7 separate regions of the Homo sapiens genome follow, and all the other regions are linked to region 4. Evidence: chromatin contacts called from ENCODE Hi-C or POLR2A ChIA-PET data. All regions are on one chromosome and are shown on one strand. Each heading gives the region's core, a stretch centred on a gene start or an enhancer-like site at or near the end of the contact. The rest is flanking DNA. Distances are from core to core; before and after follow the strand shown. Region 1 holds the start of ITPR3 (inositol 1,4,5-trisphosphate receptor type 3). Region 2 holds the start of RGL2 (ral guanine nucleotide dissociation stimulator like 2). Region 3 overlaps ITPR3 (inositol 1,4,5-trisphosphate receptor type 3). Region 4 holds the start of ZBTB9 (zinc finger and BTB domain containing 9). Region 5 holds the start of HCG25 (HLA complex group 25). Region 6 holds the start of VPS52 (VPS52 subunit of GARP complex). Region 7 holds the start of RING1 (ring finger protein 1).

Region 1 (3,093 bases), core at 189-2,688, 170 kb before region 4:
AGCCGGGCCCTGTCCAGCATCAGTCCTGAGCTGAGGGTGCCAGGTTGTCCTCCAAGGCCATCAGAAAGAAGGCACCACGCGGCTGGCTGGTCCCACTCAGTGGATCAGCAGAGGAGGGTGGGTGTACCCTAGAGGACAGCCATGTGTGGTTGGGAGGATGAGACAATTTAACCCAGGCCCCCAGACTGTAAACGGGACAAAGATAGCCGACCCTGCCCTGGGGTCTGGCTGGAGAAACCACCTACGCTCCCATCCAGCGAATCACATCCAGCTGCTCCTCTGAAGATAAACCCATCCTCTCTACCTAATTTCTCTCCTGCCCTCTCCCTGCTACAGGCCTGGCCCTCTCCAGGGACGTGAACTGATTCCCTGTTCATCCAGCCCAGACCCTGGGAGGTGGCGGCCAGAATTAATTAATGTTTGTGAAGTGCTGGAGAGAAGCTAGAACCAAGGACCCAAGGGCGCCAGATGACCGGCGCAGGAAATTGAATGGGAGAGGCGGGGAGAAGGGGCAGCTGGCCAGGACCTTGAAGCCTGGAAGGGGAGGGCTGAGAAGACACTCCTACTGAAGCTGGGAAGAACAGGGAGAGAGCTGTGAGGAGAAGGTGCGACCCCTCAAAGGCACCACGGGATCGGTAATAGAGGATTACGGGCTCCAAGCTGAGCCTGCCCACTCCCGACAGCTCCGCCCTACCCTCAGAGCCGGGCACGTCTCGGCCCGGCTGCCCTTCCCCAACTCAGCCTCCAGCCACCCACCTGCCCGCCCCCGGGACCACCTGCAAAGGAAGCCTCCGTCCCTCCGCCCCCTCCAAAGGCGTGCGCGGGAGGGTAGAGGCTGCGCCGCCGAGGGAGGCTCCTCCTGCCAACTCCAGTAGGGAGCCCGAGTCCTACCTGAGCAAACACTTCACTTCCTTTCTGTAAAAGAAGGAGGCGAGCCGTTCCCGCTCCTTGAGACTAGGGGGACGTCCAGGCCTCTATCGGGGGGCGGCGGCTGGACGCACGCAGCTGGCACCAGGGCCCACGGCGCCCCCTCTTTACCCGCGCCCCTCTCGAGCTCGGCTCACTCACCCCAAAGTGCTGATGAAGCCATTGACGGAGCCCTCGGCGTACAGGGAGACGATGTCCCCGATGTGAAGAAAGCTGGACATTTCACTCATGGCTGCGGCCCTCCGGGGCCCAGGGCGTGGGGGGCGCCTAGGGGCGCGTGGCCAAGCTCAGTGCGGAGGACTGAGGCGTCCGGGGAGCGGGGAGGGGTACGCTCCCACCTCGGATCCCGACGCTCGGTGCGGCCGGGGCGGGCTGGCGGCCACGGGAGCCAGGAGGCGGCTCGGCGGGGCCCGGGGTCCGGGTGAGGAGGTGCCCACGTCTTGGCGCGCCCGCCGCCCGCCCGCCCCGCCCGGCCCGCGCGTACCTGCAGCGTAGAAGGAGCAGGAAGTCTGGGGCCACCACACACATGCAAATCCCGCCCGGGAGGCGGGGAGGCCACACCCCGCCCCCCCTCCCCCCGCAGCTCGCCCGCCGGCACCCATGTGCACCCGCCTGCCTTCCCGCGCCCCGCGCTCCTCGCGCGTCCGGGGCCCGGCCTCCCGGACGCCGAATGCGCCGCCAGCCCTCCTGATCTCCAGAGGCGTCCTGCAAGGCACCGGGTCTAGGGGGCTCTCGGAGCTGCCATCCCTGGGAGGCCCAGGCGTAGTGGGGAGCTCTCCGCCCTCGGGGTTCCCGGACTATCTGCACCCGGGCCCTCGGCTGGCTAAGAGCCAGTGCAGGCGCCCGCGGAAGGGGGAGTCCAGCTCTCCGGCGGGCGTCACCCCGGAGCCGCTCGCGGAGGGCGCGCCCTGGAGCGCCCTGGCCGCGGCCGCCCTGCGGCCACCGCGCGGTCTCCGCGCCCAGCTGAGAGCAGGCTGGCGCCCAGAGGCGCGCTCATCCCTTTGCAGAGCAAATTCGGGATTCATTTTTCTCAACGTGAAAAGCCTTTTCATTGCACAATAGAAAGTGCTCAGGCTTGGAGGGGAAATGAAGCAATGGGGTGGGTTTTGTTTTTTTTCTCTCCGCATTCCTGTGTACAAAGAGATCCAACTTCCGAATCAGTTCAGCCGCTCCCTCTCCAGGAGTTGGCTCCAAAACTCTTGGCTCCTTCCGTCTTTCCTTTCAAAAAAAAAAAAAAAGCAGGGATGAAAATTACCTTCGCTAGTTGACAGAGCACCCAAGCGCTAACGATGCCAAGTCTGGGTGCCGGCCCCCTGGGAGTGACCCGCTGCGGCAGCGCCGCCAGGCTCTGGCTCCCGAAGTCCTGCCCTCAAATTCGCGTCCCGGGCTCGCTTACTTTCTGTTCTGTTCCCCGGTGCTTGGGTGTTTGCTTCCTAGTCCTTTATTTGAACGCCTAAGATAGGGTGCCCATTGCCACCGCCATCCGATCACTTTTGCTCCCTTCGGACCCCCCAACCCCACTTCCTGAGTTGTGGGGGGGCGTTTGTCCCTGGGAGAGAGGGAGGAGGGGACTCGGTGACTGAAGCAGGAAGAAGAGAGGCTAGGGGAGGGGTGGAGACAGCTAAAAGCAAAGAGACAGCTGCTGACCCTGGGAGGAGAAGAGCCCCAGGCAGTGGTTTTTTTGTTGTTGTTGTTGTTTTGTTTGTTTGTTTGTTTGTTTGTTTTACGAAGACCCCCAGGAACGATGTGGGAGGGAAGGACACCTCCAGGATCGCTAAGTACCGTGTTTTACAGTTTTGTTTTGTTTTTTCACCATGGCAAACAGTAACAAGTTTTACAGCAGACCAGTCCACACCTTCGTCTATATATAAGCAAAACAATAGATCACCAAACAATACTTACTTTTATGACCTTTGATGCATGCTGATATTTTCTATTCTATTTCAGTTGTGTTCTTGTTGTTGCTTTAATGCTGATTGTAACCCACTGAACTGGTTTTTTTTAATGTCCCAAATGGGTTGCAAACTGCAGTTTAAAAAACCTCATCCAGTCCACTGTGCCAAAAAGAGATGACCAAAGCCCAGAGAAGGAACACCACCCATCAAGGGCACACGGCAGGTTCCTGGCAACTGGAGGCAGAAGCCAACCAAGCCTCTGATTTTTAGC
Region 2 (2,788 bases), core at 193-2,692, 160 kb after region 4:
GGCGGCGAAACACGATATTGTACTAACATCTTAATTTTGTTATAAAATCTCACAAACCCCCTGACATAGTCTCAGAGATCTGTAGGGCCGAGGTTACATTTGGAGAACCCGTACTCTAGGGCCAAATCCATTCTTCTTGCCCTGGCTCACTTGTCCCCCCCACCGCCCCGCGCTGGAGCCACTGCCTAGTTCTTCAGCCCTAGATGGTGCTCGCCAGACCTCCTCTCAATGCTCATCACACACAGGGCTATTCCTTTCCTCCAATGAACCAAACGCCTCCCGCCCACCTCCAGGTCCCAGTCCTCTGTTCCCTTTGCCTGGTCCACCCTTGCCCTCCCTGGGTCGCAGACGAGGTCGGCCTCGTCATTCCCCGCAGACCGCCGCGCGTCCCTCTTGTGCGGTTCACCACAGTTGTATTTAAGTGATCGTGTGAGTCGTCGTTAAATGCCTGTCTCCCCGCGGATCATGGGCTCCTCGAGGACAGGGACTGGCCTGTCTGTCCACTGCTGTAACCCCGCGCCGGCATAGGGACCTAAGGCCCACTGGAGGGCGCTCATCAAGTAGCTGCTGGATGTTGACGAAGGAAGCGGCGGCGCAGCTCAGGGATCTCCGAGTCAGGACGGTCGGCCAGACCCACGGGGTAACGGGTCTAATCGTGTAGGAATAAAGCTGTATTCCAGTGCTTCCAAACGGTTCTCTCATTCCAACCCCTTTCCAAGCTCAATGAATATTCCAATCACCTCTGGTCCCTTCCAGTGACCCTGAACCGCTCAGAGAACGCCCCGTCGACACCGTTCGGGGCGGGCGCCACTACTGGCGCATGAGATGCGCTCAAGCAGAGGGTACTCCACCAGCGAGGATACACCGAGCCGACGGGGATCTCGGTCTCGGCGCCGGAAGCCTCTGAGAGCCGAATCTGGAACCGGATGTGGCTGCTTCCTGCCCCGCCCCCTGCCGAGGGGGCGGGAATCGAGGGCCCTTCGGAAAACCCGGCCGGGATTTCGGTCAGCTACATTCGTGGGTTGTGGTAGGGAGGGTAATCCCGTGGGGATGGAGTGACCGGCTCTCTCTCCGCCTGAAACGCTTCCCGCGGGAGTTTTAGCCGTGTTATTGTTGGGGAAGGGAATGTCAAATTCTGCTCCTGCCTTCCCCCAGGGGCTGGAGACTGGAATCTTTATTCCAGTTCATTGCGGGTCGACGTGGTCTCCAGAATCCCCGAGTGTAGAGGCGGAGGACAGTGGAGCTGGGGACTCGGGCGCCTGGGTCCTGGTCCCTGAGCGTCCAGCGCTCCCCTAGTCCGCGGCCCTGGCTCCTGTCCTCACTTCCTTCCCCTTTTGGCTCCTGCTCTCGGAGCGGGCGGACGCGGGGGGGAGCGGAAAGGGCGGGAGGGCCCAGGAGCCCGGCGGGGGGGTTCAAGGGGGTACGGAAAAGCCGGGGAGGGGACTCGGTCCGGGGCCGGAGACCGACGGCAACAGCGGCTCAGGACCCACGCTGCCCCCACCCCTCCCGAGCAGGTCAGAGCCTGAGCACCCTGCGCGTCCCCGTACTCGTGACCTCCTCCTTCCCCAACAGCACCAAGGGCCCCCCTATTCCACCCTTCTGTTGCCCCCTCCCCCAACCTTCCTGCAGAACTCCCTTCCGGTCTTCTTGACACCCACCCACGTCCCTTCCCTGCCCGGTTCCCCCGCGCCTGCCTGACTCTCCACCCCCACCCCACCCCGTCTCTCCCCAGGCGCCCCCATGGCCCGACCCCGCTGATTCCTTCACTCGGCCATGCTCCCGCGGCCCCTGCGGCTGCTTTTGGACACGAGCCCCCCCGGGGGAGTCGTACTGAGCAGCTTCCGAAGCCGGGACCCCGAAGAGGGTGGGGGCCCAGGTGGCCTGGTCGTGGGCGGGGGGCAGGAGGAAGAGGAGGAGGAAGAAGAAGAGGTGAGACGCGGGTGGTGGGAGGTAGGGGGCGTATGTATTTCTGAAGTCTCCACTTTTCTCTTGTCTCTGGGTCCCTACATCTCCTCCTCCTTGCCTCAGTTATTCTCGCGCCTCCCTGGGTGTCGGCCCGTTTCTCTGCTGCGGGGAGTCCTGGCGTCTCCGTGGTTCTCTGTCAGTGTGACTCAGGACCTGCCCGCAGGAACCTGCCCTGTTCCTGCCTGGAACTTCTGGCTGGCTGTCCTGTCCCTGCGGGTCTTTGGCCCTCCACCTCTGCCTGCCTGAGTGTGCCTACCTCTCTGAGCAGTCGTGTCTTGGTCCCTGTCTCCCTCCTTGTTTTTGTTTGGCGGGGAGGGGTTTGTTTCCACAGTAACCAGCTCCTCTGACTCTGGGATTGGGGAGGGAACCCTCAGATTTCGTGACCCCTCCTTCCCTCTCTCCCCCTTCCCCCCGCCCCCCCGCCCCGCCCCGGTCCTGGGTAGAGGCCGGGAAGCCACGGTTCTGGGACCTGGAGGAAAGATCCTAGGGTGGGTAGAGAGTGGTCATCTGTTTTCATTAGGGATTAATGGTGGTGGCCAGGAGCAGGATTTCGGGCCTCAGGAGGGGCCAGAATTTGGATTTGGGGCCCCGAGGCCCTAAACTCCTAGGTCCAGATCCTAGGTGAGGGCAGGTTGACTGGCAGGGCTGGTTTTTCGGGATCGGTCGGGGGAGGGGCTGGGGCCACGTGACTCTCTGAGTCTACCGCCCCCAACCCCCTATCATCCCACTTCCCCTTTTCCTTCCTGTACTGGGATTGGAGCTGCTACCTTCGGGGGTCCCTTAGGGCTGAGATAGTGGAGGCGCTACCCGAGGGACCAGGGTG
Region 3 (2,862 bases), core at 173-2,672, 240 kb before region 4:
GTTATTGCTTTAAGGAACAAAGGTCTCTAGGTAGGATTTATCTTCTGCTAAGGCATTAAGGTAAACTGAGTCCCAGTGAACTTTCAAGTCTTTTTAAGGGCTCTAAGCAGGACTGTCAGCTCTGAGGCTCCCCCTCCATGCTCTTCAAAGCCTGGGTGGGTGTCAGGGTGTCTGGCAGAGTGGGAGTGGAGGCTGGCCAGCTGGCTGGGCCACCCAACCCGAGGGAGGGGGCAGTGTTCTTCCCAGTCGCAGTCTCCAGTGATGAGCATCCCCTGTTGGGGCCTTCGGTGGCTCTCCTCAGCGGCTAATGCAGTTCTGGACATCCACAAAGCCTAGGCGTTGCCTGCGTTTCCGCTGCTCCGTCATCTAGGGTTAAGCAGATGCCAACAGGCCTGGTCAGGCCGCCTGGCACCTTCCCTCCATGGGTGCTGTGGAAGAGCTTGGCACCCGTCTTCCCCTGTGGGCCCAGCTGCTATTCGGCACTGGCGGCGGGCCAGGGCCCCTCGGGGTGCTTTAAGGATGTCGATGTCAGCACCAAACCCTTGTTCTCAATTAGCGTGTCACAAACCCTGGATTTGATGCAGCTGGGAAACCAGCCCACTAACAGAGGCTGCCTCATCTTCATGCAGGCACTGCCAGATGCAGAAGAGGATGTCTAGGCAAGAGGGCCTTAAACTCCCCCATCTCCAGTGATGGGGATCCCCTCAAAGGACCTACCTGGCAGCTGTCAGAGGAAGGGGATGAGAGACAGAGGGCCCCACCACCCTGTACTAAAGTTTCCACTTGGCCTTGTCTTTAGCGGCCCAAGGCAGGGGTTGTCAACCCCAGTCTGACTTGCCATGCAGGGGAGAGTGGGTTTGGCACCTGCCTTCTCATCCAGGCCCAGGGCCAGAGGCCAGTGGGGAAGAGGGTGGGTCAGGAAGGATGAAGGCAGGCAGGGACTGCCCAGGGATAGAACCCAGGGTGGGCCTGGGATCAGGCGGGGTGCACACCTGCTCCTTGAGCTCGTTGAGCTGGGCAGTGAGGTGGGACACCAGCTTCATGGTGGAGTTGAGCTTGTCCTGGAGAATCCGAATCTCATTCTGCTCCCCCTCGCCCTCATTGCTGACAAGGGACATGGCCCGCATCCGGGGGAACCAGTCCAGGTTCTTGTTCTGAAAAACATCACCAGTGGGTTAAGCAGGCGTGGGCCCGGCCTAGAAAGGCCTCATTTAGAAAAACAGTAATGTGGGGGGAGGCTTCTGCCACACCCTTAACAAAACTACTCGTCAGGGATGTGTCATGGGAAAATCTGAATTGACCTGGTCCTCCCCGGGGCCAGAGTGAGCTGGCAGTCAACCCTCTTGTCAACCCTCTGCCACCGAGACAGGCTGACTTCCGTTAGGCAGCGTCGGCAGCTGAGTTTGAGTCCTTTGCTGGTATCAGCACCATCTGTTTACTCTCATAACACCCCCTGAGAGGTGGAGGAAGGCCTCTGCACCCAGACAGACCCTGGATCTCCTTCCTTCCTTCCTCCCGCCCGCCTGCCTGACAAGCACGCCCCACGCCCCGGGAAGACGCGAGTCAGACAGATGGCAAATTGAGGGATCAGGAGGCTCCGCTGAGGAGAGCTGGCATCTGACACGTGTCTGGGAGGCAAAGCCACGTTTCCCAGGACAGAGGAGTCGGGGGGGGAGGGGGCACCAAGCAATTCTCAGCTTCCTTGTAGTAAGCTGTGAATTCTCAGACCAACAGATAAACCTGTACACAAAGATCAGTTTGAAATACAGACTAAACGATAAATAATTCCTTCTTTATGATTCATTGCCTTCACTCCATTATTACAGAAATTGGACAGATGACATTTGATTTCTGTAAGTGATTTTTAAAGTTTTTCCAGGCTCCCCTTCAGCCCAGGATCATCTAATTCAGACTTTTTAGGAAGCAGCCTGCCTTCCCACCGAGCTAGAAAACACTCCCTGAGAGCGGCCCACAGATCACTGGCCACGGGCAGGGTCTCCCCAACTCCACCCCTCCTCAGCATCACTGCACGACAGGCCCAGGGATACCACACGTGTTCTTCGGGGCGCATGGGTTTGCTGTGGGATTTTTCCTGACACCCAGAAGTGTGAGGAGGCCCCTCTGCAGCAGCGGCTTCCGTGCAGCCCAGAGCTGCTTCCAGCTGCTGCTCCTCGCCCTGCTGACCTTTCAACAAGTGTCTGCAGCTGTCCGAGCCCCTCTGCCTGGCCTCCTAGGGCCAACAGTCAGATAGGGCCACTCCTCTCCAGGGCCCAGGGTACTCAGAAGCTAAAACCATGAGGCCTCTGGTGCACAGTGATGACTCTAGAATGGCTGGTTTGGGCCCACAGGCCTGGCACAGCCCCTGCTCACACCTTGATCATCTGGGCCACGTAGCTCTCAGGGCCCGTGTAGTCGGTCTTGTTCTTCACGCGGACCAGCACAATGAAGTACAAGTAGTTCCACATGTTGTGCTCCAGCTTGATGTGTTCCTCAAATGACACTGTCTTGTTATCAAACTTGTCCCTCTCCAGACCTGAGGGTGCAGAGGGCGGGAATGAAACCATCAGCCTTCAAGAGCCACTGCAGGGTCACCTGCTGGAGGGGACCCAGCTTCCGGGGGTTGGAGGCATTTGTTCTCGGGATGAGCGCTTCCAACAGCTCGCTCTGGGCTATTTGGGTCACTTCTATTTAAAGCAGCAGCCACTTAGTGGAGATCCTGCCCTGCCGCAGCTGCAGCCCTCCCGCAGCAGCAACCGAGGACTCCAGGAGTAAACGCGAGAATTTCTCGAACTCAGGGGAAGCCCGAATGGCTGAATGAGCGAGGTCCTACAGGCCATACAGGTGACACCTGCCTGAGCCCGA
Region 4 (2,861 bases), core at 43-2,542:
GTCATGGGCAGTGGGTGGGGTCCATGAGGACGGGGAAAAACCCCTGATACTCTCTGGGGCTGAGGAGTCTGAGAGAGTGTGGCTGACCCCTGGTCCTCATCATCATCATCTTCCTCCTCCTCCTCTTCTTCTTCCACCTGAATTTGCAGCACTTCTCCCAGTTCACTTCCCTCCCCTCCCACAGGGCTCTCAGTGGAAGCAGGGCTTTCAGTAGAAGCAGAGGACTGTACTGGGGTCTGGAAAGGCGAAGAGCGAATGCACCAGCCTCCTGTAGAGGATGTAGTGGAAAGAAGGGCATGGTAGGAGTTTCCTCCACGGGCTGAAATTCCACCACCTGAAGTTTCTAATTCTCTAAGAATTTCTGAGCACTGATCTACTACCTGCCACATTTGAAGGCCACTGGCCACAAGGAGATGAGCAGGAAGAGCATCCAGTGGCAGGCGGAGACGCCCTGAATAAATGAGCTGGAGCAGCCCCTCGAAGGCATCGGCTTCAATGACACTCGGTAGAGTGAGACGAGGCGCATCCCCCAGAAGCAGCTTGTCATGGAAGTAAGGAGAGGCAGCAGCTAACACTGCTTTATGAGCCCTAAGTTCCCGGCCCTGCACCAGGAGGGACACATCACAGAACTTTCCCTCTAGCCTGTGGCGGTTCAGAGATTCCAGCAGAGACGAGCTATGCTGTGGGAACTCGATCTGGATTGTCCGTGGGGCTGGGTTGCAGGTCGGGGAGGCGGGTACAGGCGGCAAAGGTGTTGGGGTTTCCATGGCCTCCTCGAAGGTGACAAGAATTGGGAAGAGGAGAAGGGCTTGGGGGTAGACTCCACGCGGGATGAAGGCTGCAGAGGAAAAAGATGGAGGTCACAGAAGCCCTGGATAAAGGGAGCCACATCTTCTCAAACAACCCCCTCCCCACGAGCAATAACTGGAAACTTTTAAGTCAGTGGCGGTTTCTGCAAATCAGTCCCGCACACCAAGAAAGCAAAAACAAACAACAACAACAACCACCACCACTAAACACCAACAGGGGTTTTAACTTCCAGCCCCTGTGGAAGATAAGAAGGAGGTCCTTCAGCCACCAGCCTGCCTTCACCTGCCCAGAACAGCTCCTGCCCCGCCGCTCCGTTCCGCCTCACAGTGCCCACAGAGGTCTGCTCCCGGGAAGCCGCGGTCACCCGGACACCGCGAGTCCCGGCCCGATTGTCCTTCCCGCCGACACGCCCCCGCCGTTACACACGCGGCGCTGCCCTCGCAGTTACAGTGCCGCTACAGCTCCGTCCCAGACCGGAAGCCGCCGCCTCCCCGCCGGACACCGTCGCCAAGTGCGGCGGGCGGAGCTAGAGCCGTAGCCAATCGAGGAACGGCAGCCTACAAGCCTCGTGTTGATTGGCTACTGCAGACGAGGAGGGCGGTGCTAGTAGGAGGGCACAGGCCCAGGGTGTCCTCGCAACGGGCGTCCCGGGGAGCTGCTGAAGTCCTCCCCGCTGCAGAGGACCGAGAGGCAGGGCCCGGGAGAGAACAGCCCGGTCGGAGGGGGTGGGCCGTCAGCCGCCCCGGAAAGCTGCGTTTCCCGGTGATTAAGTGTAGCACCCGCCCCCGGTAGGTCCTGAGAGGGGCGAGATTAGTTGGGTACTTACCATGTGGGCCTGGCACTTGCCCACATCACTTTGTGTCTTCCCACCGGCCCTGCGAGGGTGGGGGTTGCCGTCCTCAGTTTCCAGGCGGGGGAAACGGGCTGGAAGCGTCACTCAGCTAATAGTAGTGGACCTGGGACTGGAACTCAGATTTGCTAAGGAACCAGGCAGGTTCTTTCCTGTTTTCTGCACGGGAGCATTTTAACCAGCAATTAAAGAAACCTTATTTCTAGGTAATTTTTAAAAGAGATAAATGTGGATATATACATGAACTCTTTTATCAGATAACGCCGCTGTTCCTGGCCTCGGACTAAGTGACACAGTGGTGAGGGGAGAGTTAGATTGGAGAAGTTTGGCCGGTGCAAAACTCCTGCTCTAAAATATAAAAAATCTCATTGGGAGGGGAGAGTGACATTCTATGAGGAGAGTGTGGCATCAGGTGGGGATATACGGTTTTCCTCTCAGGCTGTCAGCTTCCTTTCAGAAAGCAGATCTTACCACCGTACAGGTCTGGAGAGCCCTGCCTAAGAAAGTCGGCACAGCGATAAAAGAACAATCTCCGTTTATTAAACATGTTTTTTTCTGTTTCACCACACACTCCAGAAAAAAAGGAAATGGGGCTGGGAGTGGAGAAAAGGGGACAGTGAGGGGGGATAGATAAGGCTGGGAGTGGGGTGGGGAGGGAGAACGAGAAAACAAAATAAAACAGGTAGGAAGAGCAACTCCCTACCCTTGAGGTGGTGGGTGGGGAGGGAAGCAGAGGGGCGGGGGGGGAGGGGGCCAGGAAGCTCTGTACAGAAGGGTTGCCCCCAGCCCACACACACACACCCCGGATATGTACAGTACAAACCCCAGATAATTACAACAGCCAAAGAAGAGAGAAGGAAGGTTGGGGAGGGTCCAGGGGTAGGGCCTGAGGTGGGGAAAGGGCACAGGGATAAAATTTCACATATTTACAACTTTTATATAAGTATAAATTTGGCCCCGGCTGGGTGTATGTGTAGGGGGATGGGACTGAAGGGGAACTGTCCATACAAAAGAAAGAGGAGTAGAGTCTAGGAGAGTCTCAATACCAAACGCAAAAGGATGAAGGGGGCAAGGCTGGGTAGGGGACAGCAGTCAGGGAAGAGGGGGTGCCAAGGAGGGGCTTCTCCCCTCCCATGGCCTACCCACCCCAAACCCCATCCATCCTACCTCCCCTATCCCGCCAGAAAACTATGTACAGAGA
Region 5 (2,806 bases), core at 283-2,782, 210 kb after region 4:
CTGGCCGCCTAACCTGATTCTTAATCATCACTATTAGCACCATTTTACGGTTTGATCCCTCAATGACTTTCTTTGACCAGGGAGCGCTGACCCAGCTGATCCAGCTCTATCATCGCTTCCACCGGGTGCTGTCCCAGCCGCAGCTCCGAGCCCTCCCTGCCCGGGCTGAGCTCATCAACATTCACCACCTTATGGTGGAGCTCAAGAAGCATAAGCCCAACTTCTGATGTGCCAGAAACCGCCCTGAGATCTGCCGGTCATCTCCATGGACTTCTGCACCCCATTCCATACCCTTCTTCACCTGGGGTACCCCTTCCAGTTTTCCCCTTGCTTCCCAGGCCCTTGACATGGCTTACCTGCCTTCACTCCCAGCACCTTGCCCAACAGGATAAGCTGGATCCCCTTGGCCTTCTGAATATCCCAGTGTCTTCAGGTTTCCCAAGACCACTTCCCTGTGGGCTTCCAAAATGGCCTTTATCATTTCTCCAGTCTGTCACCCTCCTTTCCTGCTCCCATACACCCAAGGCTTGTTTCTTCCCCTGTAAAAACCACTGCCTCAATCTCTGGTTCACTCAACTAGTCACCATGTCCTGAGGCATGAAGCCTCCTCAGCTCTTGGAATTGCTGGCAAGGGGTGACTGCCTCTGAGTCATTGTGTTTTTCAAAGTGATTTCTTTTCTGTAGCTTTTTGACCTAAGATCTCAGCAATTTGAACACTAACCTCTCCCCTCCTGGCTCAAGAATTACTCCGAAGTCAGTCTGCAGAAAATAAATATTTAGTATGACATGACACTTATCCCATTTCCTTTCTCCTTCCTCCTGAAGGTTTTTCAGGTGGCCCCATCTCTAGAATGACCTTTCCTTTCTGACTACTTCCTGGGCTTACATCCCTTCTGGTGGGTGTAACCTCTAACCTCTAGCTACTCCCAGGCCATTGGAGGAAGGTGGCCCCTGGCTAAAATAGCAGATGCTGCAAGGGATGAGAACCAGGCCGCGCAGCCCCAGACACTGTCCCAAGGGCTCCCTTGGGACAAGCCCAAGCTGACTCTGGAATCCCTCCTCCGTAGCAGCTCCATAGCTCCTCTGGTTGTGGCTGTGACAGCCCCTTGCTCGGGGGCTGCAGCACCCAACCCACACCCACACCGTTGGGGCAGGGCTAGACCAGGCGAAATTCGTACCATCCGTTTGTTTGACTTGGAGCCTTCCTGCTGTCCTCGCCTATACGCCTCGTTTGAACTTAGGCTCTAGACTGGAGAGACACGGGGACCCCTTTAAGGCCTAAGAAGAGAGGCGCAGTTAAGGAAAAATGTTACGTTTCCTGTGTCCTCCACCCCTACGGCCTAAACATTCCCTCCCCAGGTCCCTGGAGAGTGGTGGAAAGCGGTTCCTCCCCGCTTAGGCCCTTCGGATGCAGGTCTAGCCCGTCGGCAACGGGAGGTGTCCTGAGTGGGTCTGTGACTGCCGAGCACACCCGCCGCGGAGCGGAGGCTGCTGCTTCCTGAGGCTGAGAGTGGATCCGGCTCCGGGCTCTCCTAATTGGCGGACGCTGGGGGGCGGCGTGGTAAGGCAGAACGGAGCGGCATCTCAGCTCTCGCCTTTTCAGGGTTCCGCCCCATATCCGAGAGCCGCTCTCTAATTGGCTTGGGAAACCGTATCTCAGCGCTTTGGCCTAGCGACTTTGAACGTGTTTGCGCCTGAGACCGAAGTGCAGAAGAGGGCGAGCGCAGGAGGAGAGGCTTGGTGAATCAGCGATTCCTGATTGGCCAGGCGTGCCTTGAGGGCGGGGCCAGAACTGCGTCCTTAACTGACCTCGCCCTTGCCCAGATCACCGCCTCCGCGTTGCTCCGGGTTTACCCCGCCTGACTCGCTGCGCTATGCGTTCCCTCACGCCTGCCGGATGCCAGGCGGCGATGTGCCAGGCTCTGAGGGGCCGCGAGCTCACCCCAGACGCCGGCCCCGGGAATCCTCTGCTCCTCCACTTTCCCTTCCCGCTACTGGTTTCTTGCCCACCCACTCCCAGGTGTCACTCTTGGGACATCCAGATGTTCTGACATTTGACCTGACTCCAGCCTCAGCGCGAGGACGGGAGAAGGGCCAAGGGTATGAGATTTTGGACAGGAGAGGCATTGGCTACTCTGACAAAGAGCGTGGATTCCCAAAGAAAGGGTCCCCAGATACCCCGCAGGGGAGACTGTCGAGACAGGCGACTTTAGCCAACTAATGCTCGCACGCGAGGAGGGCTGTGCAGGCAGGCACCACGGTTCTTCACAGCCTTCCTTCTTTCCTTCCCCTGTCCGTCGCAGAACCCAAATCCTCAGAGCTGATCGAGAAGCGCGTGTTGTTGCAGAAGTCACTGAGGGGCAGACCTGGAATGTGAGCCGTGGGGCGAAGGGACAGCTCTGGAGACTCGTGATTCCGGAACCCGGTGGGCATTCAAGTGATACTGGAGCACGCAGTTTTCGGGGACATTAAGCTCGCCCCAGGGGTCCACAGGAACCCTCTGACCCAACGGTCTCTCTGGACAGGATGATCCAGAACAGACGGTGAAGAGACAAAACAGCGTGAAAGGGAGCGGCGATACCTAAACTGACCTCCGGAGGGCAGCATGATCAAGGGAAGGAGCTGTTCTCGCTCCGCTCAAACCCCCGCGCAGCCTCTGCAGCTTACTCCTGCTTCGGAAGGCGGCGAGGTTCCACCCCCACCACCCCGGTCCCCGCCGCCCTCTTCGCGCTGAAGCTGCGGAGGGTCTTTTTCTTCAGCCCCCAAATCCTCTGCTCTGTGGCTTAAGATTCCCAGGCTTAAACCC
Region 6 (2,819 bases), core at 281-2,780, 180 kb after region 4:
TTCTGACTTAAGGGAAAAAAAAAGAACGTTATGTATCTAGAAAGCCAAGAATTCATTAGGTTTGTGGAGAGAAATACTCAAGTGAAATAATATTCTTGCATTCATTGATTCGATTCTTAAAAGCCAAAGAAAGATGGATGTACTCCTTCACACTTCGACAGGAAAGGAGTGTCAATTATGGCTCATCTGAGTAAATGTCCCACTCAGACTTCTTCCACCCTCCATCTACAGGCTTCTTCACACTTTTTATCTGTTGGTATTTCTACTTATCCCTCAAGATGCCCAATAATCCTCCAATTCTCAGGGAATATAAATTTCGCAGGAAGGGTTGCTGTTATGATGGTGGGATGGGTAAAGAAACCGAATCTAGAAGAAATCTCACAAGCTCGTGGTTCAGGAAAATCTTAGCGAATTCGGGTGAGCAACCATACCTCCTCCCCACTTCCCCAGGTGAAATGTTTTGGCTTGACCTTAGACCACTATCTTGGCTTTAATCACTTATTTTCTGTGGTAAATGCTAAAGGGGTCAGTCTCTCCCTAAACCACTTTCTTTTCTTAATCCAGCAGTCAAGGTGATCTGGATGAGACTCAAGTCTCCCCAGCCTTGCTTCATTTTTGCTTATGTCTTCACAACCCAATTCTCATTTACATTCCCTATTCCTTACCCTACTTCACTTACCTTAATGGCAGTGATGGCAAAGGCTATTTTCCGCCGCCCATCGATGTTGGTGTTGAGTACTCGCAAAATATGCTGGAACTTTTCAGGGATCACTAGAGACTAGTTGAAAAAGTACGGGGGAAGAAATCAGACACAGTAAACTATCAAACAGTAAGGCCGATAAGGCAAACGAACTTCATACAAAAAGGTTAAGCCTGTCACACAAGTGGCAAGACACCCGCCCCCCATTCCTTAGGTTTTCACACCACAGAGCAAACTCCTCAGTCCTGCAGAGTAGGCACATGAAGCGTTCAAGCTTGGGAAAATGCAACCTCTGGAGAGAGGAAGCAGGTCTCCTGCCCATTCCCAAAAGTGCGTGGCAAAAGCCAGAGTTCCCCATATACGCCCAAGCCTTAGACAGCTTTCGTGCGCCCGAGCAGTGACCCTTCCTCGGGCCCGCTCTCCGGAATTGGAAATCTTTGGTGTCCCTTTCCAGGGACGCGATCCAAGGCTCCATACAGAAAGTCGCAGGCCCTCAGGGCAGGACGTTTCCAGAACCCTGACAGCCGGCTTTCCTTGCCCGAGCTGCGATGCCGCTGGATCACGGCACGGATTCCAGTCTTACCATGGCTGCAGCACAAGCGGCGGCGTGTAGGCCTCCTGTGGAAGAGAGAGCGGAAGTGACGCGATATCATTATATAGCTTCCAGGAGGAAGAGGCGGTGCGATCTAGGAGAAGTGCTTCCGGAAACTGTTTCAGCGCGACCTGGCTGGATTTATGAGAGTATGGCTTGGGTACCACAACTTCCGGTGCGCCTTTCTTTACAGTTCGTAAGGTTCATAGGTAAGAGAACAGCGAAGGTTCCGGGGCTAGTTTGTGTTTCAGACTTCCATATTTCCATTTGCAGTTGGGTGAAGTGGTTAGAGCTGAAAGGGGACAGCTGGAGTCAAACAACTTAACTCAAATATCTGGGAACGATTTCGCGCTGAGGAAGACCCTTTGGGACTTGTAGCTCCACTCCGGGGAACGGACTCGCCGGGACTGACAGTTGCCGGAAGTGAGGCTGCGGGGAATGGCCGCCGCTGCGACCATGGCGGCTGCGGCCCGGGAACTGGTGTTGCGGGCTGGGACCTCAGATATGGAGGAGGAAGAGGGCCCGCTGGTGAGAGCGCGGAGCTGTTTCTCCTCCGTAGTTCCGGTGCTCCTAGCTTCAGAAAGACCTGAGCTGGGTTTAGGCACAAGGGTGGGAACTTGGCTGCTACCCGTGATATTACCTGTTTGGCTCCCCGTACCCTTCCCTGTGATCAGACCCGACCCTGAGCGGGACCCTAGTGGCTGAAACTCATGTTCTGGGGCACAAAATTTCAACTTCACTCCACATTTTGGGGTAGAGTCACGAAGTAGTATAGTGTAAAGGTTAAGAACATGGCCTCTGAAGCCAGACTGCCTGAGTTCTATCTCTGCCACTTACACGCTGTGTGCCCTTGGGCAAGTTAACCAGCTTCTCTGTGCCATCATTTCTCACACCTTTAAGGTGAGGAAGATAGAACCTATTGTATACATCGTCGTTAGGATTAGATGAATATGTGTAAGATTGCACCTGGCATGCAGGTAAACACTATGTGTTTTGACATTTCTAGAAAGCCTGGGGTTCCCCAGAGGTGTGATAGAACACCCAAGATGGCAGGAGTCTGAGGGTCTTAAATTTAAGTGCAAGTTCTGCTCTATCCTCTGCAATTCCTAGCTTTCCTCATTCGGTCATCTCCACTGCACTTTTTTTTTTTTTTTTTTTTTTTTGAGACGGAGTCTTGCTCTGTCGCCCAGGCTGGAGTGCAGTGGCGCGATCTTGGCTCACTGCAAGCTCCACCTTCCGGGTTCACGCCATTCTCCTGCCTCAACCTCCCAAGTAGCTGGGACTACAGGCGCCCGCCACCGCGCCCGGCTAATTTTTTGTATTTTTTAGTAGAGACGGGGTTTCACTGTGTTAGCCAGGATGGTCTCGATCTCCTGACCTCGTGATCTTCCCACCTCGGCCTCCCAAAGTGCTGGGATTACAGGCGTGAGCCACTGCGTCCGGCCTCCACTGCACTGTCTTGTCTTTTACCTTTTTTTGTTTTCTTTAGACGGGTTTCCCTGTGTTACCCAGGTTGACCTTGAACTC
Region 7 (2,774 bases), core at 224-2,723, 250 kb after region 4:
TGGCCGTAGGGATCGCTTGGACACCAGCTTCTTTCGGCAGGTAGGACACTCCTTGTTCCTGGGGTAGGAGAAGGGAAGCCCTGAGTGGTCAGTCAAGGGAACTGAAGCCTAGGCTGAACCAAGACCAGTGAGAGGGCCCTAACTTTGTACCCCTTCATCTCATCTCAAACATGTCTCTCCTATTACCCGCTCCGTAGGGCTGTGACAATGCAGTCAGAGCAGAATCTGTGGAGGCACTCCTTGGTGGTCATCGTATTCTTCAGCATGTCCAGGCAGATAGGGCACATGAGTTCTGAATGCAGTGACCGAGGGGAAACAGCAATCTCTGTGCCATCCATTATGGCTTCCTGAAGGCATCAGTGAGTAGAAAGGTGGTGTGGGTTAGAGGGAAAGGGGTTTTAGAAACAGCAGCCCATAAAATAAGAATTTTGAGAAATACAGTGAGAAGACCCATGTTGGTCTCTATAGGAGACAAGAATTCTGAGAAAGAGAAGGACTGATGACTTGGAGCAAATGGAGAAAAGACAGACTTTAGTGTCCATTAACTAAGAGTAGGAGCTTTGGAATAGGAGGATCTGAGGTGGCTAAGTGGCCTAGGAGTGAAGATGGCACAAATCTGTGGTTGGGAAAAACTATTCAACAAAATTTTTTAAAGTCCTGGTGCTACCTGTATTAGAACCCCATAGGGTGCCTGTTAAAAATTCAGATTCTGAGAACCCAATTCACTACTGAATCAGAATGTTGGGGGGCATGAAGCTCTGCTTTTAATAAACTCCCAAAGTGAGTCTTATGTGCACTGACTTATGACACTGAATGAGGAACAGGGAAGGTAATTTTTGTGTTTGTGATCTTTCAAATGAAGATAATAATACTTGTTCCACCTCTCTGGCAGGGCTGTTTTGAGGATTAAATGAGCTAAATGCGAAAGTGCTTTGGAAAGATTAAGGTGATTCAAAGGTAGGGCCAGGCAAGGCAGAATAGAGCAAATTACGGAAAAGAAGCTGTGTGATGCGGTCTGTGGATATAAGGGTTTGGGGGAGGGGGTAAGCCTGAAAGGGAGAATGCCTGTCACCTGCGGGGTCCGGTGCAGCTCATACAGACTCAGTTCCCACGTTTTGCTGGCATTCTGGGCATTCGCCGGCGTCGTCATGGTGACCGGGCGCAGACCCCCCACCAGGGCTCCACAGCCGAGGAGAAGGCGAAGAAGGCTGGGGGTGGGGGGAAGGGGAGGAGGGCGTCAGGGGGGCCGCCCCTCGCGTAGACCCCGCCCCTCCAGAAGCGCCCCTCTCCGCCCCCGCTCCCGCCCCCGCGCCGGCACTGCCCCTCACCCAGCTCCAGCCGTTCGCGCTCCCGCCGCCGCCGCGCCTCTCCCTAGGCCCGGGCTCCTGGGCCAAGTTCGCTCGGTCCGCAACCGCTGCTCAGACAGCAGCTCCCGCCACCGCCGCCGCCATGGCCCGGGCGCTGGGGCCCTACGTCACTTCCGCCTGCTCCTCCGCTACACCCGCTCCCCCCGCCGGCGGAGACGTCACCCACCATTCGCGGCGCGGGTGGGACGGGACGTGGACGCCGCGGTTCTCCCGCCCACGGGACGGGCTCGTCCCGCGTGAGGATCCTGCGTCCCGGGAGTTCTGCGCCACTTAGGGAACCACGGTCTCCGCCCCCGGCCCAGCACCGTCGCGCGGCCAACAACCTTAGCCTCGGTTCCCTTCCAGAGGCCCCCACGCGGGGCCTCAGCTCCGGGGGGCCGGGGCCTGGAATATCTGGGACCCCAGGAGGGGACAGAGGGCTCGTGAAAAGGGCTACCTCCCCCACTCTGCGTACCCTGGCGACTCTGGGGATCAACCCCCCTCACTTCTCCGTAACCCCCATTCCAGGATCCCGGGGGAAAAGGCTGCAAAAGATCTGCCGCTTTAGCCTTCTAGTCCTGAGAACACACCTAGGTCCCGATGTGCCCGGGATTCCCCTTACCACCCTGGGGACTCCCTCCACCCTCTGCTTTGGCTCTCCCTAGACCCTCCGACCCGCTCTCCCGCTCGAGGTTTGGGGGCGGCGGCTCGGGACGTCCAGACTCAACTCTCGGCCGGAGCCATAGACTCGAGAATTGCGTTTGGACAATCAGGAGCCGCGGCCCGGGGCGGGGAAGGGAGGGAGGCGCACGGGAGGAAAGGGGGAATGGAGACACCACGCGGAAACAGGGACATACACAAGATGGAGCTCCCATTGGGAAGGGGGGGTGCGCGTGTGGGTGGGGTACACAGGGGCAGAATGTCTGGAGTGGGAAGTGGGCAGAAGCCTCTTCGAGGACTCTAGAGTAAACGAAGGGGATGGGGAGGAAAGAGAAGAGGAAGGGGCAGAGCGATCCCCATTGAGTGTAGGGAATGAGAGGGATACAGGGCGAGGGGGTGGGGGGCAGTTAGAGACCCTGATGGGCATCTTGTCCCCGCCCGAGCTGAGGCTCCCGGACTTGGGCTGCGGCTGCCAGGGGGTGGCCTGTCCCTGGGACAAGGCAGCAGTGGGTGCCCTCGCCCCCCACCCCAGTTCCCCCCTACTTCCCTGTCCTCTCCTTCAGTCCGTGGCCAGTCCTTATGTGGGCGCCAGAGTCGATTAGCGCAGACCCCCCTCCCCTTCCTCCTCCTCTTCCCAGCCCCCTCCCTCCTGCTCTCTCCAGCCCCTTTCATCGGCTGGTTCATTCCCCTAATCCTGGCCCCCTCCCCTAATCCCCCCCATCCGACCCCAGGCCGGCTGCAGCTATTGTAAGGTGGAGAGAAAGGGGA

What was found. Hi-C counts contacts between places; a loop is a spot of excess contacts on that map. ChIA-PET counts read pairs that join two places held with the same protein, here RNA polymerase II (POLR2A). Pooled maps may share reads with other maps.
Region 1: a map of CD8-positive, alpha-beta T cell shows a loop between it and region 4 (8-fold over the local background). The contact joins the promoter of ITPR3 here to the promoter of ZBTB9 in region 4. A Hi-C loop is called at or near these places in 2 of 168 maps with a recorded cell type or tissue (CD4-positive, alpha-beta T cell and CD8-positive, alpha-beta T cell), 4 of 37 single-sample maps with no recorded cell type and 14 of 50 pooled maps. POLR2A ChIA-PET finds 5 or more read pairs at or near these places in 6 of 52 experiments (B cell, CD4-positive, alpha-beta T cell, HEK293 and 3 more).
Region 2: a loop to region 4 is called in a map of CD8-positive, alpha-beta T cell, with 20 times the contacts of the local background. The contact joins the promoter of RGL2 here to the promoter of ZBTB9 in region 4. A Hi-C loop is called at or near these places in 1 of 168 maps with a recorded cell type or tissue (CD8-positive, alpha-beta T cell), 1 of 37 single-sample maps with no recorded cell type and 11 of 50 pooled maps. POLR2A ChIA-PET finds 5 or more read pairs at or near these places in 8 of 52 experiments (A549, B cell, CD4-positive, alpha-beta T cell and 5 more).
Region 3: a loop to region 4 is called in a map of CD8-positive, alpha-beta T cell, with 3 times the contacts of the local background. The contact joins the enhancer-like site here to the promoter of ZBTB9 in region 4. A Hi-C loop is called at or near these places in 4 of 168 maps with a recorded cell type or tissue (CD4-positive, alpha-beta T cell, CD8-positive, alpha-beta T cell, IMR-90 and 1 more), 1 of 37 single-sample maps with no recorded cell type and 12 of 50 pooled maps. POLR2A ChIA-PET finds 5 or more read pairs at or near these places in 3 of 52 experiments (CD4-positive, alpha-beta T cell, H1 and activated naive CD4-positive, alpha-beta T cell).
Region 5: a loop to region 4 is called in a pooled map, with 11 times the contacts of the local background. The contact joins the promoter of HCG25 here to the promoter of ZBTB9 in region 4. A Hi-C loop is called at or near these places in 11 of 50 pooled maps. POLR2A ChIA-PET finds 5 or more read pairs at or near these places in 6 of 52 experiments (CD4-positive, alpha-beta T cell, CD8-positive, alpha-beta T cell, HEK293 and 3 more).
Region 6: a map of CD8-positive, alpha-beta T cell shows a loop between it and region 4 (21-fold over the local background). The contact joins the promoter of VPS52 here to the promoter of ZBTB9 in region 4. A Hi-C loop is called at or near these places in 1 of 168 maps with a recorded cell type or tissue (CD8-positive, alpha-beta T cell), 1 of 37 single-sample maps with no recorded cell type and 10 of 50 pooled maps. POLR2A ChIA-PET finds 5 or more read pairs at or near these places in 18 of 52 experiments (A549, A673, CD4-positive, alpha-beta T cell and 14 more).
Region 7: a map of aorta shows a loop between it and region 4 (2.5-fold over the local background). The contact joins the promoter of RING1 here to the promoter of ZBTB9 in region 4. A Hi-C loop is called at or near these places in 2 of 168 maps with a recorded cell type or tissue (aorta and naive thymus-derived CD4-positive, alpha-beta T cell), 1 of 37 single-sample maps with no recorded cell type and 14 of 50 pooled maps. POLR2A ChIA-PET finds 5 or more read pairs at or near these places in 3 of 52 experiments (AG04450, GM12878 and HepG2).

The regions. Positions count from the first base shown.
Region 1 is chr6:33,619,667-33,622,759 of GRCh38, reverse strand. ITPR3 (inositol 1,4,5-trisphosphate receptor type 3) reads right to left here and starts at 1,438. Exons shown (of 58, transcript NM_002224.4): 1 at 1,069-1,438. The coding sequence starts at 1,157. RefSeq lists an enhancer at 1-514 and silencers at 1,036-1,221, 1,101-1,250, 1,261-1,430, 1,481-1,600, 1,631-1,940.
Region 2 is chr6:33,297,596-33,300,383 of GRCh38, reverse strand. RGL2 (ral guanine nucleotide dissociation stimulator like 2) reads left to right here and starts at 1,442. Exons shown (of 18, transcript NM_004761.5): 1 at 1,442-1,514; 2 at 1,733-1,929. The coding sequence starts at 1,774. TAPBP (TAP binding protein) reads left to right here. Exons shown (of 8, transcript NM_003190.5): 8 at 1-690. RefSeq lists enhancers at 1-274, 1,977-2,477, 2,564-2,788 and a silencer at 1,031-1,209.
Region 3 is chr6:33,693,216-33,696,077 of GRCh38, reverse strand. It overlaps ITPR3 (inositol 1,4,5-trisphosphate receptor type 3), which reads right to left. Exons shown (of 58, transcript NM_002224.4): 56 at 2,373-2,533; 57 at 993-1,154; 58 at 1-366. The coding sequence ends at 298. Among named protein-coding and RNA genes, the nearest start is that of MIR3934, 3.5 kb to the left of the region's middle. RefSeq lists enhancers at 419-1,618, 2,431-2,862. Within about 2 kb of position 1,422, at least 18 of the 41 ENCODE cell types and tissues checked have a DNase peak (open chromatin) inside an H3K27ac peak, as active enhancers do; they include CD4-positive, alpha-beta T cell, CD8-positive, alpha-beta T cell and mammary epithelial cell, where a contact is called at or near this core.
Region 4 is chr6:33,453,007-33,455,867 of GRCh38, reverse strand. It overlaps ZBTB9 (zinc finger and BTB domain containing 9), which reads right to left and starts at 1,292. Exons shown (of 2, transcript NM_152735.4): 1 at 1,093-1,292; 2 at 1-838. The coding sequence starts at 767. SYNGAP1 (synaptic Ras GTPase activating protein 1) reads right to left here. Exons shown (of 19, transcript NM_006772.3): 19 at 2,179-2,861. SYNGAP1-AS1 (SYNGAP1 antisense RNA 1) reads left to right here and starts at 1,463. Exons shown (of 3, transcript NR_174954.1): 1 at 1,463-1,598.
Region 5 is chr6:33,248,262-33,251,067 of GRCh38, reverse strand. HCG25 (HLA complex group 25) reads right to left here and starts at 1,532. Exons shown (of 5, transcript NR_044997.1): 1 at 1,413-1,532; 2 at 1,179-1,278; 3 at 357-452. VPS52 (VPS52 subunit of GARP complex) reads left to right here. Exons shown (of 20, transcript NM_022553.6): 20 at 81-790. The coding sequence ends at 227.
Region 6 is chr6:33,270,587-33,273,405 of GRCh38, reverse strand. It overlaps VPS52 (VPS52 subunit of GARP complex), which reads left to right and starts at 1,530. Exons shown (of 20, transcript NM_022553.6): 1 at 1,530-1,820. The coding sequence starts at 1,731. It overlaps RPS18 (ribosomal protein S18), which reads right to left and starts at 1,331. Exons shown (of 6, transcript NM_022551.3): 1 at 1,284-1,331; 2 at 680-778. The coding sequence starts at 1,286.
Region 7 is chr6:33,207,199-33,209,972 of GRCh38, reverse strand. It overlaps RING1 (ring finger protein 1), which reads right to left and starts at 1,473. Exons shown (of 7, transcript NM_002931.4): 1 at 1,329-1,473; 2 at 1,073-1,208; 3 at 187-347; 4 at 1-58. The coding sequence starts at 1,150. MIR219A1 (microRNA 219a-1) reads right to left here and starts at 2,138; the gene lies at 2,029-2,138.